Linked DNA regions of Homo sapiens: region 2 is linked to region 1. Evidence: chromatin contacts called from ENCODE POLR2A ChIA-PET data. All regions are on one chromosome and are shown on one strand. The core of a region is the stretch at or near the end of the contact, and the rest is flanking DNA. Distances in the headings are between cores, read along the strand shown.

Region 1 (7,129 bases), core at 2,219-4,718:
GAGAGTCACTTGAGTCCAGGGATTTGAGACCAACCTCAGCAACAGAGTGAGACCTGGCTAATGTTAAAAAATATTGTTTTTTGTTTGTTTGTTTTTGTTTTTTTGAGACAGAGTCTTGCACTGTCACCCAGGCTGGTGCAATCTCGGCTCACTGCAACTTCCACCTCCCGGGTTCAAGGGATTCTCCTGCGTCAGCCTCCCAAGTAGCTGGGATTACAGGTGCCCACCACCATGCCCGGCTAATTTTTTGTATTTTTAGTAGAGACAGGGTTTCATTATGTTGGTCAGGCTGGTCTCGAACTCCTGACCTTGTGATCCCCCTGCCTTGGCCTCCCAAAGTGCTGGGATTACAGGTGTGAGCCACCGCGCCCGGCCTAAAAAAATATTGTTTTTAATTATCCAGGTGTGGTGGCATGCAACTGTAGTCCCAGCTATTCGGGAGGCTAAGGCAGGAGGATAGCTTGAGCTCAGGAGTTTGAGGCTGCAGTGAGCCATAATCATACCACTGCACTCCAGCCTGAGTGACAGAATGAGACCCCTTCTCAAATAAATTAATTGAAATAAAAACAAAGTTAGGACATTTCGGGCAGAGGAGCAGCATGAGCAAACACAAGGAGACACAAAAAAGTGGGGTGTGTTTGGGGGACTTAAGCTAATCAGAGTGGCTGGAGACTTGAGTATGTAAGAGGAAGGAAAAATGAAGACAGCGGTGAAAATGGAGACGCTGAAGTGAACAGCCTTGAATGCAAAGGACAAGAGAAAAGAAAACTGCTATTTCTGGAGTGCCTCCTATGTCGTAGGAGTTTTTGCATACATTATCTCACTTAATCCTGATGTGTAAGGTAAGCCCTCTTTTTTTTTCAGAGACAGGTTCTCACTCTGTTACCCTAGGCTAGAGTGCAGTGGTACAATCATCGCTCACTGCAGCCCTGAACTTACGGGCTTAAGCGATCCTCCTACCTCAGCCTCCTGAATAGCTGGGATTACAGCTTGAGCCACCACACCTGGTCAATGTAAGCATTCTTATCCTCATTTATTCCACTGAAAAAATAGCTGTTCAGAGAAGTTAAATAATTTCCCCAGGATCACATATCTTTTTTTGTGTGTGTGAGATGGAGTCTTGCTTTGTCGCCAGGCTGGAGTGCAGTGGCGCCATCTAGCCTCACTGCAATCTCTGCCTCCTGGGTTCAAATTATTTTCCTGTCTCAGCCTCTCAAGTAGCTGGGACTACAGGCGTGCACCACCATGCCCAGCTAATTTTTGTATTTTTAGTAGAGATGAGGTTTCATGATGTTGGCCAAGATGGTCTCGATCTCTTGACCTCATGATCCACCCGCCTCGGCCTCCCAAAGTGCTGGGATTATAGGCGTGAGCCACCGCGCCTGGCCTAGGATCACACATCTTGTAAGCAACGCGATTCCAATCTCCCTCTCACACAAGAGGATCTGGGTAAGTCCCCTGCCAGGTGGTGACATCAAGTGGGGAGAACAGGGTGAGAATCCCTTTTATCCAGCGCTGTAGTGTCAGATACATTAGCCTAAGCAGAGAAAGGGTATTCAAAACCCAAAGCCGAATGCAACCAGAAAATAGTTGAAGAACTAAAGGCTCCATCCAGAAATCATGTTGTGAGAGCCAAGAGGGGTTAGTCTACGGAGCCAAAACCCCACCCCGTAATTGGTCCAAAAGCCATGTTAATCATAAGCAGTGGAGCTTAATCAAGGAGAGGGTGGAGGGAGGCCAGGGAGCTTCAGAAGCGGGCAAGCTCTCAGCTAAGTCTCAAGCCTCTAGTCCAGCTCACGCTAAAGTTCTGGGATGGGGAAGAGTTAAGGAGGTAAATTTTGTTGAGTTGGAAAACTAAACAATTGGGTCCTCTAGAGGATAACATGCTTGGAAATGTTTTGTGGAAAGACTCTTCTGGTGCCTCTGTGAAGAAGGGTCTCCAGGTTTCAGATAACAGCACCTCTCAATCTGGTTCTCATATGGAGAGTAAAGACAGACAGCTTGGGCTCAGTCCACAGACTCAACTGCCCTCTGCAGAGTGGACCATGGATAGGACTCTGGCTTGGTCCTTGGCCTTGTGGAATTACACTTTATTTGTATCCTACAGGAAAAAAAAAAAAGATTAAGACTCCCATAGAGGAACACCAAGCACAGACATGGTCTATCCAGGATACTCAAGGAAGCAGGAGCTGTCAGGCAATCCAAGCCAGGGCAGGACTTCTCATGGTACAGTACTTCATGATTCATTATTTCATTTGAGCCTCCCAACCATTCCATGAAGTAGTTGTTAATTATTTCTTTCCCGCCTCGAATTTTTAAAAAAATAAATGAGGAAACTAAGGCTGGAGCAAGGGGAGTGACTGCTCAAAGCCACTCCATTGGATGGCCATCAGAACTGGAACTTCAATCCAGGTTTTGTCTTAGGTAAATTCTGTGCCTCTTTCACTATAGAAAAAAAAAAATTGCTAAGGGAAGGCTTCGTGGAGGAGGAGGTGCTTGAACTGCCCAAGTGGCAGGGCACTAAGTGCCGAAGGGTGACCAGGCCTCTGGGCAAAAGCACAAAGATGCTGCACAGCAAAGCCAGTTAAAGAAACAAAACACGGTTCCGGGAATGTGCACTGCTTGAGGACAGGAAGGACCCAGATCCTAGAATGGGGCCTGGGGCTCAGCAGGCGCTGGATAACTGAAGAAATGGCTGTCTGGAACACAGATTTTTCTATAGAGGAGTAGTGGCGGTGAGGCTGCGAAGGCGGAAGATGGAGAGGCTTTCACACAAGGAAGGCGGTGGAGGAGGAGCGAGGGGGCTCCCGGGTGCTTGTGCGGACATAAGGTGCGAGAGAATCAGCTGGAAGGTGGGCTCCAGCAGAGAGAAGAGGAAGGCCAGAAGTAGACCGGGACAGGGGGAGGAAAGGACAGAGTCAAGGAACATTTAGGAGTTCGGTTCCCGGAGGCCTGGCGACACCCTGACGGGGAGGGGTGACGCGCACCCATTTGCAGGCAGAAAGGCAGGAGCAGGGGGGTGTCCGAGGATGGTGGCTCGGAGGGACCAGGCATAGGTGGTGCAAGCTCAGCAGTCACTCAAGGGGTGGCATGCGGATGAGGGAGGCGCCTCCCGGACTGGGGGACCGGGAAAGGCATTAGCAACCTGCCAGAACCCGGTTAACAAAGGCAGGACTACAATTCCCGGCATGCTCGGGCTCGGTGGGGTGACGGCGGGCGGTGGCTGCGCTGCACCCGACTGGTGGGCGCAGGACCTGGGTCGGCACCGGAGCCTGTCATCCCGGAGCGGTCGGCGGGGGTGCAGAGACGGCGATGCGCCCCTGTCCCCCGCACCCGGGCCGCTCCGGGCTCGCGCCTCCCGCCCCGCGGCCCCGCCCCCTGCCCCACCCCAGTCGGGAGGCTTAGCTGGGGCCGCAGCGCGGCGGCAACATCACTCTCGCTGCCGCTGCTCCGCCCCATCCCCTTCTGTTTTTCTCTCTCATTCTCCAGTGGCGGCGGCGGGGAAGGCGGAGGCAGAGGCAGCAGCAGCCGCGCTGGCTGCAATGAATGATCCCCCAGCTTGGGGGGAGGACTCCAGGTGAGCCTCTGCCCTCGGGAGGCCCGGGACCCCCGGCCGCCCACGACCGGCAGCCCACGCTATGGATCCCTAGAGGAAGGAGGAGAAGACAGCTCGCCGCCCACCCCCATCCCATTTTCCTCTTCCTTTATCTCATTGTTGCCGAAGCTGTTTACGGCAGCGCTCCCTCTGCTCCTGCATGGGGCGGGCTCCGGGCACGGCTGCTCGGCAGGCGCTGCTCCCGCGGCGACTGGGGGATTCTGCCTAATTCACCTCCCAGCCGGTGCAGAGAGGACCGGAGAGCGGTGGAGGCCCGGACTGCAGCAGCGTTGGGGCCACCTCCCAGCGTCCCCACCCTAGGAGGCTGCATGCGGATTGAAGAGCTGCGCCTGGGGGCTGGGCCGGCCCCGCTGATCCCGACCTAGCGAGCAGGATAGCAGGACCGCCCAGGCTGCGGAGGGGCTCGGGGGCAGGAAGGTCAGAGCAGCAAGATGGCCAGTAAGACCAAGGCCAGCGAGGCCCTCAAGGTGGTGGCCCGGTGCCGCCCCCTCAGCAGGAAGGAGGAGGCTGCTGGTCACGAGCAGATCCTGACCATGGACGTGAAACTGGGCCAGGTGACCCTGCGGAACCCCCGCGCCGCCCCGGGGGAGCTGCCCAAGACCTTCACCTTTGACGCCGTGTATGATGCCAGCTCCAAGCAGGCCGACCTGTATGACGAAACCGTGAGGCCCCTGATAGACTCCGTGCTCCAGGGTTTCAATGGCACGGTGTTTGCCTATGGCCAGACGGGCACTGGCAAGACCTATACCATGCAGGGGACCTGGGTGGAGCCCGAGCTGCGCGGGGTCATCCCGAATGCCTTTGAGCACATCTTCACCCACATCTCCCGCTCCCAGAACCAACAGTACCTGGTCCGGGCCTCCTATTTGGAGATCTACCAGGAAGAGATTCGAGACCTGCTCTCCAAGGAGCCGGGCAAGAGGCTAGAGCTGAAAGAGAACCCCGAGACTGGCGTCTACATCAAGGACCTCTCCTCCTTCGTCACCAAGAATGTCAAGGAGATTGAGCATGTGATGAACCTGGGGAACCAGACCCGGGCTGTGGGCAGCACCCACATGAATGAGGTCAGCTCCCGCTCCCATGCCATCTTCATCATCACTGTGGAGTGCAGCGAACGTGGCTCTGATGGCCAGGACCACATCCGAGTGGGCAAGCTCAACCTCGTGGACCTGGCTGGCAGCGAGAGGCAGAACAAGGCAGGCCCCAACACAGCGGGAGGGGCAGCCACACCATCCTCGGGTGGCGGTGGTGGCGGTGGAGGCAGTGGTGGTGGTGCTGGTGGAGAGAGGCCTAAGGAAGCCTCCAAAATCAACCTCTCATTATCTGCCCTGGGCAACGTGATTGCTGCCCTGGCGGGCAACAGGAGCACCCACATTCCCTACCGGGACTCCAAGCTGACCCGGCTGCTCCAGGACTCCCTGGGGGGGAATGCCAAGACCATCATGGTAGCCACACTGGGGCCAGCTTCTCACAGCTACGATGAGAGCCTCTCCACCTTGCGCTTTGCCAACCGAGCCAAGAACATCAAGAACAAGCCCCGGGTGAACGAGGACCCCAAGGACACACTGCTGCGGGAATTCCAAGAGGAGATTGCCCGCCTGAAGGCCCAGCTGGAGAAGAGGGGGATGCTGGGGAAGCGGCCCCGGAGGAAGAGCAGCCGCAGGAAGAAGGCCGTGTCCGCCCCGCCTGGGTACCCTGAGGGCCCAGTGATTGAGGCCTGGGTGGCAGAAGAGGAGGATGACAACAACAACAACCACCGCCCGCCCCAGCCCATCCTGGAGTCAGCCTTGGAGAAGAACATGGAGAATTACCTGCAGGAACAGAAGGAGCGGCTGGAGGAGGAGAAGGCAGCCATCCAGGATGACCGCAGCCTGGTGAGCGAGGAGAAGCAGAAGCTGCTGGAGGAGAAGGAGAAGATGCTGGAGGACCTGCGGCGGGAACAGCAGGCCACAGAGCTGCTTGCGGCCAAGTACAAGGTAAGGGCCCCAGAGGAGCTGGGCACTCGAGATGTCCCCGCAGGGGATCCCGGCAAGGAGGCTCTTCTTTGAGAGTCTGTGACCTGGCCTGAAGTGGAGGTTCTCCCTCAGCACCGCACACTGCCCTCCTGCCAAATGTGCCCCCAGAGCAGCCAGGCAAATTGCTGTGATACCGGGCTGCCAGGTACATGCACAGGCACACACACACGAAGCAACGTGGACAGGCGGTCTCTCAAGCCAGTGAGCTTGGGGTGGTCTGACCTGCTGTGGGCATTTCCTGCTGGTGGCCTCAGGATCAGTCAGGTCTGTGGGATGGCCAGGCAGCCTCTTGTGAATGTGGGTTCTTGTTCCTTCACAGCCTCCTCCCCTGAGGCTTCCTCCCTCTGCAGCATCTTCAAACCTCACGTCGTTTTAATAATATCATTTGGTTAGTGCTTCAGTTCAAAAAATGCCCCATATATATGATCCATACATGATCTCATTGGATCCTTTGGCCATCCAGGGTCACAGTTCTGAAATCCCCATTTCAGAGGTGAGGAATTAAAGCTTGGAGAAGTGACGTGACCAAGGTTCCATCCTATGAAGTGGCAGAGCTGAGCTGGAACCCATGGACCTCATGCTGTTTCAGTTCTTAGCTGGGCAAAGTGGGACCATGAACAGATTCTGCTCCCTGGGAAAATGGTCCCCTGGGCCTTACAGTGCAGGAGCCATTGCTTGCTATCATTAGGAAAGAGATTTGGGGGTTATGCAGGAGGTAGGGTGGAAAAAGCACCAAACTCTATACCAGAGACCAAGAGACTGGCCTAGCCATTCTACAGCTCATTGAGTGGCCTTGTGTAAGTTGCTTCTCTCTTTTCTCAGGCCTCAGTTTACCTTTCTGTAAAATAGAGGGTTGGCCTGGGTGATCTCTGAGGCTCTACCTATCTGATAATTCTATGGCCTATATTAATCTGAGCAGCAAGCCAACCGACCCCTGCCCCGAGGCCTCATCACAGTTAATATCCAATTCCCCATAACCCTGAGAGATGTCAGGACCTCAGCATCCTTCCTGAGCTGTTTCCTCACCCCCGGGACCTTCCAGGCTCTAATGGGGCTAACTACAGAGGCCCCTCCCTGTCCAGTCATAGACCTATTAAGTTGCATTGCTGAGGATGCCACAACTCAATGTTCCAGGCATTTCCAGGCCCCTGGAGCCTTCAACACTAGGGGTGGAAGGAAGGACACAGGAAGCCATGAGCTTGCTGGGAAGAGCAAAATATTGCCATTTCTTATTCCTTCTCAGGAATGTGGGCTGGGGAGCAGGGGGGCCCAGCCTACAGCCACTGGGAGAGTGACAGATGAGCTGTATGCCATTGTCTGTTTTGGGAATGTGCTGCTGCAGCAGGGGCTCTGGCCTTACATATTTAATATTTAATTCACTTCTTTGAGCCCAGGAAGAGTTATGCTGAGCTGTTTCCTCAAGGAAAGGATCAGGGGCCTGGAACCTTTAGGGACATCCTGAGAGAAGCAAGATATTAGAGGCAGGGCCGTTAGATTG
Region 2 (6,523 bases), core at 381-2,880, about 13 Mb before region 1:
ATTAAAAGCAAACAAACAAAACAGTATGATGCAAAAAACAAAACCAAAGTAAAAATTTTTTTTAGTTAGAAGTAAGAGCTATTGTAAAATAAAATGATAGAATGCAATTCTGCTTCAAGACTTTAGGTTTTTCTGAGTAGCCAGAGCTCATTTCTTCACTGGTCAGTCGAACCAACATGAAAAATCCACAACTCTCAAGACGAACTTAAAATATTTTGCCATTATTTCTTGGGGCTTTTTTTGTTTTGTTTTAGCTTTCTTCTTTTTTTTCTTTTTTTGAGACAGAGTCTTGCTCTGTCACCGAGGCTGGAGTGCAGTGGTGCAATCTCAGCTCACTGCAGCCTCCGCCTCCTGGTTTCAAGCGATTCTCCTGCCTCAGTCTCCTGAATAGCTGGGATTACAGGTGTGTGCCACCATGCCTGGCTCATTTTTGTATTTTTAGTAGAAATGGGGTTTCACCATGTTGGCCAGGCTGGTATTGAACTTCTGATCTCAAGTGATCCGCCTGCCTTGGCCTCCCAAAGTGCTGGTATTCCAGGCATGAGCCACCGAACCCGGCCTTGTTTTAGCTGTTAATATAAGTTAACATTAATCAGGAAAAGGGCTTTAATCTCCTCAACTCCCAAGTATTGCTTTCCCAAGCATCTCCTTTATGGTCTATGTATTCTTGACAATTTTCTGATTTTAGAAAAATACTCCCCTTACATACTCTATGGTAGTCTACTCAATGAGATATTAATTTTGGTAAATACAAATTTGGTGACAAAAAGATTCTGCTTGGTTTTCTGCTGAAAAAGACACAAGCAATTGATTAAATCATCAACGCAAACTGAAATGTAAATCCCCAACCAAACCTTCTCGGAACCACACCCAACTTTCTGGGTAGTAGGGCAGAGCCTGGAGAAATAGGTCAGCCAGGGCTGCAGGGAGCTAGAAAGATAGATGAAAGAGGGAGGATCCCATTCATTTTCAGTGCCATCCACTGTTTTAGGAGCATTACTGTAATTATGTCATTTAAAGAATACAAATAAGAGTATGGAAAAGGGATTTGGGATTCGAACAGAGGTCAAAAAATTCCTTGCCTGTCTTTATCCAGCAAGTACAAAAACATTTCTTGGCAGAAGCTGACAATGACAGATTCCAGGACGGCCTGGGTAGAGGTGGCTGCCAAGAACAGTCACCTCTTAGGAAGTCTAACACCTCCCCCCACCCCAAACAGGTGGCCGGGTCTTTGTAAGACTTGGCTAAACAGCCGATATAAGAAAGTGTGTGTTTAATTTTGGAGAAAGGGCCTGCTGTTTTATATGATTATTTTTAATTAGCTATTTTCTGAGGTTTGATTAAATTTGGAAATAATTGCATCTTGGGAACTATTCCAGAACCTCAGATTGTAAACCTAGGGCTGCCTCAGGAATTTGGGGATGGGTTGTCACCCTCTGACCAATTGCCAGTCCTGAAAACAAGCATCCTTTGTCTATAGAAGAGGTCGTGGCCATGCAAATTTTTCTAGTTCTTCTCTGCCTGGAAAGAGAATCCCATCTGGCTGACTTCTCTTTTTTCTCTATTTTCTTGTATGAAATATGCAAAACACAAATGCATGAGCCACCAGAGCAGCAGACTATGTCGCCTGAATATTGCAGATAAAATGGAAACATGACAAGAAGTTAAAATTTGCCCTTGGAAAAAGCATGCAAAATACACTTTATTTGCATAATGACATTACAACACTTTTAATACATCCAGAAGGGGAAGTCAAGTAAATTATGGGGGAAAAAAGAAAATTGCCAGTTTGAAAAAATTCAGTCATAAATAAACTGTAAAGAGAAATCATTTAAGGATCTAGAATATTTAAAACTGGGATGTGAACTCACTGTTTTATAAATAGAAAAACCTGTTTCATTTTTTGTTTGAGACGGAGTCTTGCTCTGTCACCCAGGCTGGAATGCAGTGGTGCGATCTCAGCTCACTGCAACCTCCGCCTCCCAGGTTCAAGCCATTCTCCTGCCTCAGCCTCCCAGGGAGCAGGGACTACAGGCATGCGCCACCACGCCTGGCTAATTTTTTTTTTTTTGTATTTTTAGTAGAGACGAGGTTTCACTATATTGGCCGGGCTGGTCTCGAACTCCTGACCTCAAGTGATCCACCCGCCTTGGCCTCCCAAAGTGCTGGGATTACAGGCGTGAGCCATGGTGCCTGGCCAAAAAAACCTGTTTCTTTGTAGTGTTAAGATTATGTGTCTGACCCATTTCTGTTTATCACTTTGCAATTTACAAAGCACTTTTACACCCATTATACTATCTGATACTCATGACAATCTATGAGTTAGGTAGGGCAACTATTATTAGACCTGGTTTATACATGAAGAAACTGAAGTTCAGAACAGTGTTGTTCAAGGTCATACATGAGCTTTAATTGGAACCCACGTGCAGGTCTTGACTTTCAAAACTCCTGGACTCTTTACACAATATCCCACTGCTTCTATTCTCTTCCTGAAAATATTACGAAACTAAATAAGTTAACCATAGGGCAAACTCCTTAGTTAATTATATTTACAAGCACAAATTTAGAAAGGCTTTATAGTGTGGTCGTGAAGACCATGGAATGTGAAACCACTGCTTAGCTGTGTGACCTGGTGTAAACTACTAAACCTTCTATGCCTCAGTTTACTCTTCTGTAAGATAGGAATAATAAAAGCCCTTATCTAATCCAGGTTTCCAAAGCAACATGTGAGTTAATACATGTTAAGCACTTGGTACAGTTCCCGGTTCACAGTAATCACTTAATAAGTGCAAGGTATTATTGTTTTTGCAAATTAATTTTTGTGTTTAGGTTACTCCAATAAGAGTAACTGAGATATTTTAAGTAGCTTTGTATGTGTTGTATTACATAGATCCTAAAACTATACAAAATAAAAACTGAAACCAGATATTTCACTATCTCTAGTTTGCTCTTGCCAACTATAAATATATTTCTCTGTTATCTGATTTGGGATCAGACCTCAGAGTCAAATTAATTCGCCTAAAGTCATAACAAAATACTGTAATTTACATCAACCTTGCATCATCCTAGTCTAAGAATCACAGAGACTTCAATGTAATTTGGAACAGCCTTTTGCCCTTTCCAAAAAAATGCTCAAACACTTCGCTTGCTCAAGAACATTTATTATATAGAACATTATTTAGATATCAAGTCCCCTCAGGGAAATATTAAGTAGCAGACTTAGTTTTTACCCTCAAGATACAAGCAAATACACAGTCAAATCATTGAGTCTTTTTGCATCATAATGCAAGGGTGCTCTCAAAAACTCTGGGGCCAGGTGGAAAGAACACAGGAATAGCCTGAAGGGAATTCTATCAGATAAATGAAGAACTAGCTGGACATGAGAAAGAATGGTGGCATTCAAGAATTAGCAACTGAGTTTCCAATGTCTATGAATCCATAGTGATGGGGGTGGTGATGGGGGAGAGGGGGGATAAAGAGAAAGGAAGGCTTTTCTATATAGAAGAATGGCAGCTAATAAACATTCAATGAATACTGGAAATTCACCATTTTGCAACCCCAGTGTTATAATTAATTAAAGCAAGAGTTATCTAAACCTGTGGTTCTCAAATGTCAGTGTGCATCAGAATCACCTAGAGGCTTGTTAAAACAGAGATTACTGGATGCCACCCCAGAGTTTCTAATTCAGCAGGTCTGAAGTGGAACCCAATAATTTGCTTTTCTATCAAACTCCCAGATTATGCCAGTTCCAGAACAACACTTTGAGAACCACTTATCTAAACAATCAGGTGATGGGTTATTGAAGAACAGGATATTCACACAAACAACTGTTCTTCTTTTTCTTCTTCTTCTTTTAATGTAATACTGTTTAACTTCAAAAACATTCCAGCATTCTAAACTAAACAAAACAAAAATAACAGAACGTGCAAATCGAGTTTACGTACAGAAGGTTCTTGAACTTTCATTGATGGCAGTGACTCTTCACTTTGCTGACAATGAAGAGTTCTACAGTTTGTTTAACAAACACTTTGAAAACTATCACACTTAGGCTGGGCGCGGTGGCTCACGCCTGTAATCCTAGCACTGTGGGAGGCCAAGGCAGGTGGATCACGAGGTTAGGAGTTCAAGACCAGACCAGCCTGGCCAATATGGTGAAACCTCCTCTCTACTAAAAACACAAAAATTACCTGGGCATGGTGGCAGTCACCTATAATCCCAGCTACTCGGGAGGCTGAGGCAGAGAATTGCTTAAACCTGGGAGGTGGAGATTGCAGTGAGCCGAGATTGCGCGAGTGCGCTCCAGCCTGGGCAACAGAGCGAGATTCCATCACAAAAAAAAAAAAAAAAGGCCGGGTGCAGTGGCTCACACCTGTAATTCCAGCACTTTGGGAGGCTGAGGCAGCAGATCACCTGAGGTCAGGAGTTCGAGACCAGCCTGACCAACATGGAGAAACCCATCTCTACTAAAAATACAAAATTAGCCGGGCGTGGTGGTGCATGCCTGCAATCCCAGCTATGCAGGAGTCTGAGGCAGGAGAATTGCTTGAACCCGGGAGGCGGAGGTTGTGGTGAGCAGAGATTGCACCTTTGCACTCCAGCCTGGGCAACAAGAGCGAAACTCCGTCTCAAAAAAAAAAAAAATTCCAAACACTTCTTATGTCAACAGACACCGCTAAGTTGGACACAACTAAGAATGGCAGCAGAATGCTGTGTCACTATATACAGAAACAAGACAATCTGAAGCTAAATGTATGACTGCTGCAAAGTCAACAGGTCCAGGCTCACAGTGCATGCGCTGAGCCGCAGCCGCTCCAAAAGGCATCTTCCCCAACAGCCTCAGCGCCAAGCAAGGAGCATCAAAAGTTTGTCTCAGTTTTGTTTTCTTCTTTTTACAAACCATAGATATATACAGTATCAACTGGCCACTGAGTATAACTTTTGACTCTCGAAAAACTTAACTACTAATAGCCTACTGACTAGGAGCCTTACTGATAATATAAAGTCTATTAACATGTGTTTTGTATCTTGTATGTCTTTTTTTTTTTTGAGATGGAGTCTTGCTCTGTTGCCCAGGCTGGAGTGCAGTGGTACAATCTCGGCTCACTGCAACCTCCTCCTCCCAGGTTCAAATGATTCTCCTGCCTCAGCTTCCCAAGTAGCTGGGACTACAGGTGCGTGCCACCACACCCCGCTAATTTTTGTATTTTTGGTAGAGACAGGGTTACTCCATGTTGGCCAGGCTGGTCTCGAACTCCTGACCTCAGGTGACCCGCCCACCTCGGCTTCCCAAAGTGCTGAGATTACAGGCGTGAGCCATCTTGCCCAGCCCTTATATGTCTTATATACTGTATTCTTAAAATAAAGTAAGCTAGAGGAAATAAAATGTTATTGAGAAAATCATAAGGGTCCGGGGGCGGTGGCTCATGCCTGTAATCTTAGTACTTTGGGAGGCTGGGGCAGGTGGATCACTTGAGGCCAGGAGTTCAAGACCAGCCTGGTCAACATGAGGAAACCCCATCTCTACTAAAAATACAACAAATAAGCTGGGCGTGGTGGCACGTGCCTGTAATCCCAGCTACTTGGGAGGCTGAGGCAATGAGAATCACTTGAACCTAGTAGGCGGAGGTTGCAGTGAGCTGAGATTATGCCTTTGCACTCCAGCCTGGGCAACAGAGCAAGACTCAATCTCAAAAAAAAAAAAAGAAAAAAAAAAGGGGTGGGGGTCTTGAACTAAATGTTTTCCATAATGGCAGAGGGTAACAAAGCCTGAAGAAATTAGGCTGGAAGACATTACTGCATGCTGCAGCTACAAAATCAAAAAATAGCAATAGAGAGACACCATCTCCAGCGAAAATTATTTTTGTAACATTGCATCAGAGATTTCTTTTTCTAAGAAAGACGCTTGTCTTAGCAATATAGATTTTAAAATAATGTGAAAGATAAATGTTTTAAGATAACTTTAAAAAAATCAATGTTGCCGCAGCCACTCTGCTTTATATGGGGGACTAGGAATCCTTTACTCTGCAAAAATAAATTAAATAAGTTAACTCAGTTCTTTTGAACTGAGTATTACTTTCTCGCTACATGTAAAACCACAAACCACTTTTGTAAAATTCTTTGTGTGATAATGAGGTAGATTAAGGGAGATCTTTTCAGAAAATATATGTTTCTTTGCTCGGTACTATCTGTAAAAAGAGGCTAGTTGACAATGCATTTCGGATAGGTCCCAGATTACTCTCCTTAAGGAATCCCCATTCCAATCTTGAGGCTGCTCTGAGGAATAAATGCACTTAGAGCTGGAGTAGGCATAATTTCAACGGTGCCTCAAAGACCACCTCTCCGACTCCTGTCTTTTTTAAGTGAATCTCATTAAAGATCTTTTTTTCTTTTTTTTTTTTTTTTTTTGAGATAGAGTCTCGCTCTGTTGTCCAGGCTGGAGTGCAGTGGCGCTATCTTGGCTCACTGCAAGCTCTGCCTCCCGGGTTCACGCCATTCTCTTGCCTCAGCCTCCTGAGTAGCTGGG

What was found. ChIA-PET counts read pairs that join two places held with the same protein, here RNA polymerase II (POLR2A).
Region 2: POLR2A ChIA-PET joins it to region 1 with 16 read pairs in activated T-cell. The contact joins the enhancer-like site here to the promoter of KIF3C in region 1. POLR2A ChIA-PET finds 5 or more read pairs at or near these places in 2 of 52 experiments (A673 and activated T-cell).

Annotation. Positions count from the first base shown.
Region 1 is chr2:25,978,836-25,985,964 of GRCh38, reverse strand. It overlaps KIF3C (kinesin family member 3C), which reads left to right and starts at 3,468. Exons shown (of 8, transcript NM_002254.8): 1 at 3,468-5,592. The coding sequence starts at 4,048. RefSeq lists silencers at 3,220-3,389, 3,530-3,689 and enhancers at 3,679-4,188, 4,189-4,697, 5,207-5,715, 5,716-6,225.
Region 2 is chr2:39,136,543-39,143,065 of GRCh38, reverse strand. No RefSeq gene overlaps it. Among named protein-coding and RNA genes, the nearest start is that of SOS1, 19 kb to the right of the region's middle. RefSeq lists a silencer at 810-994 and a cis regulatory region at 738-1,190. Within about 2 kb of position 1,630, at least 5 of the 41 ENCODE cell types and tissues checked have a DNase peak (open chromatin) inside an H3K27ac peak, as active enhancers do.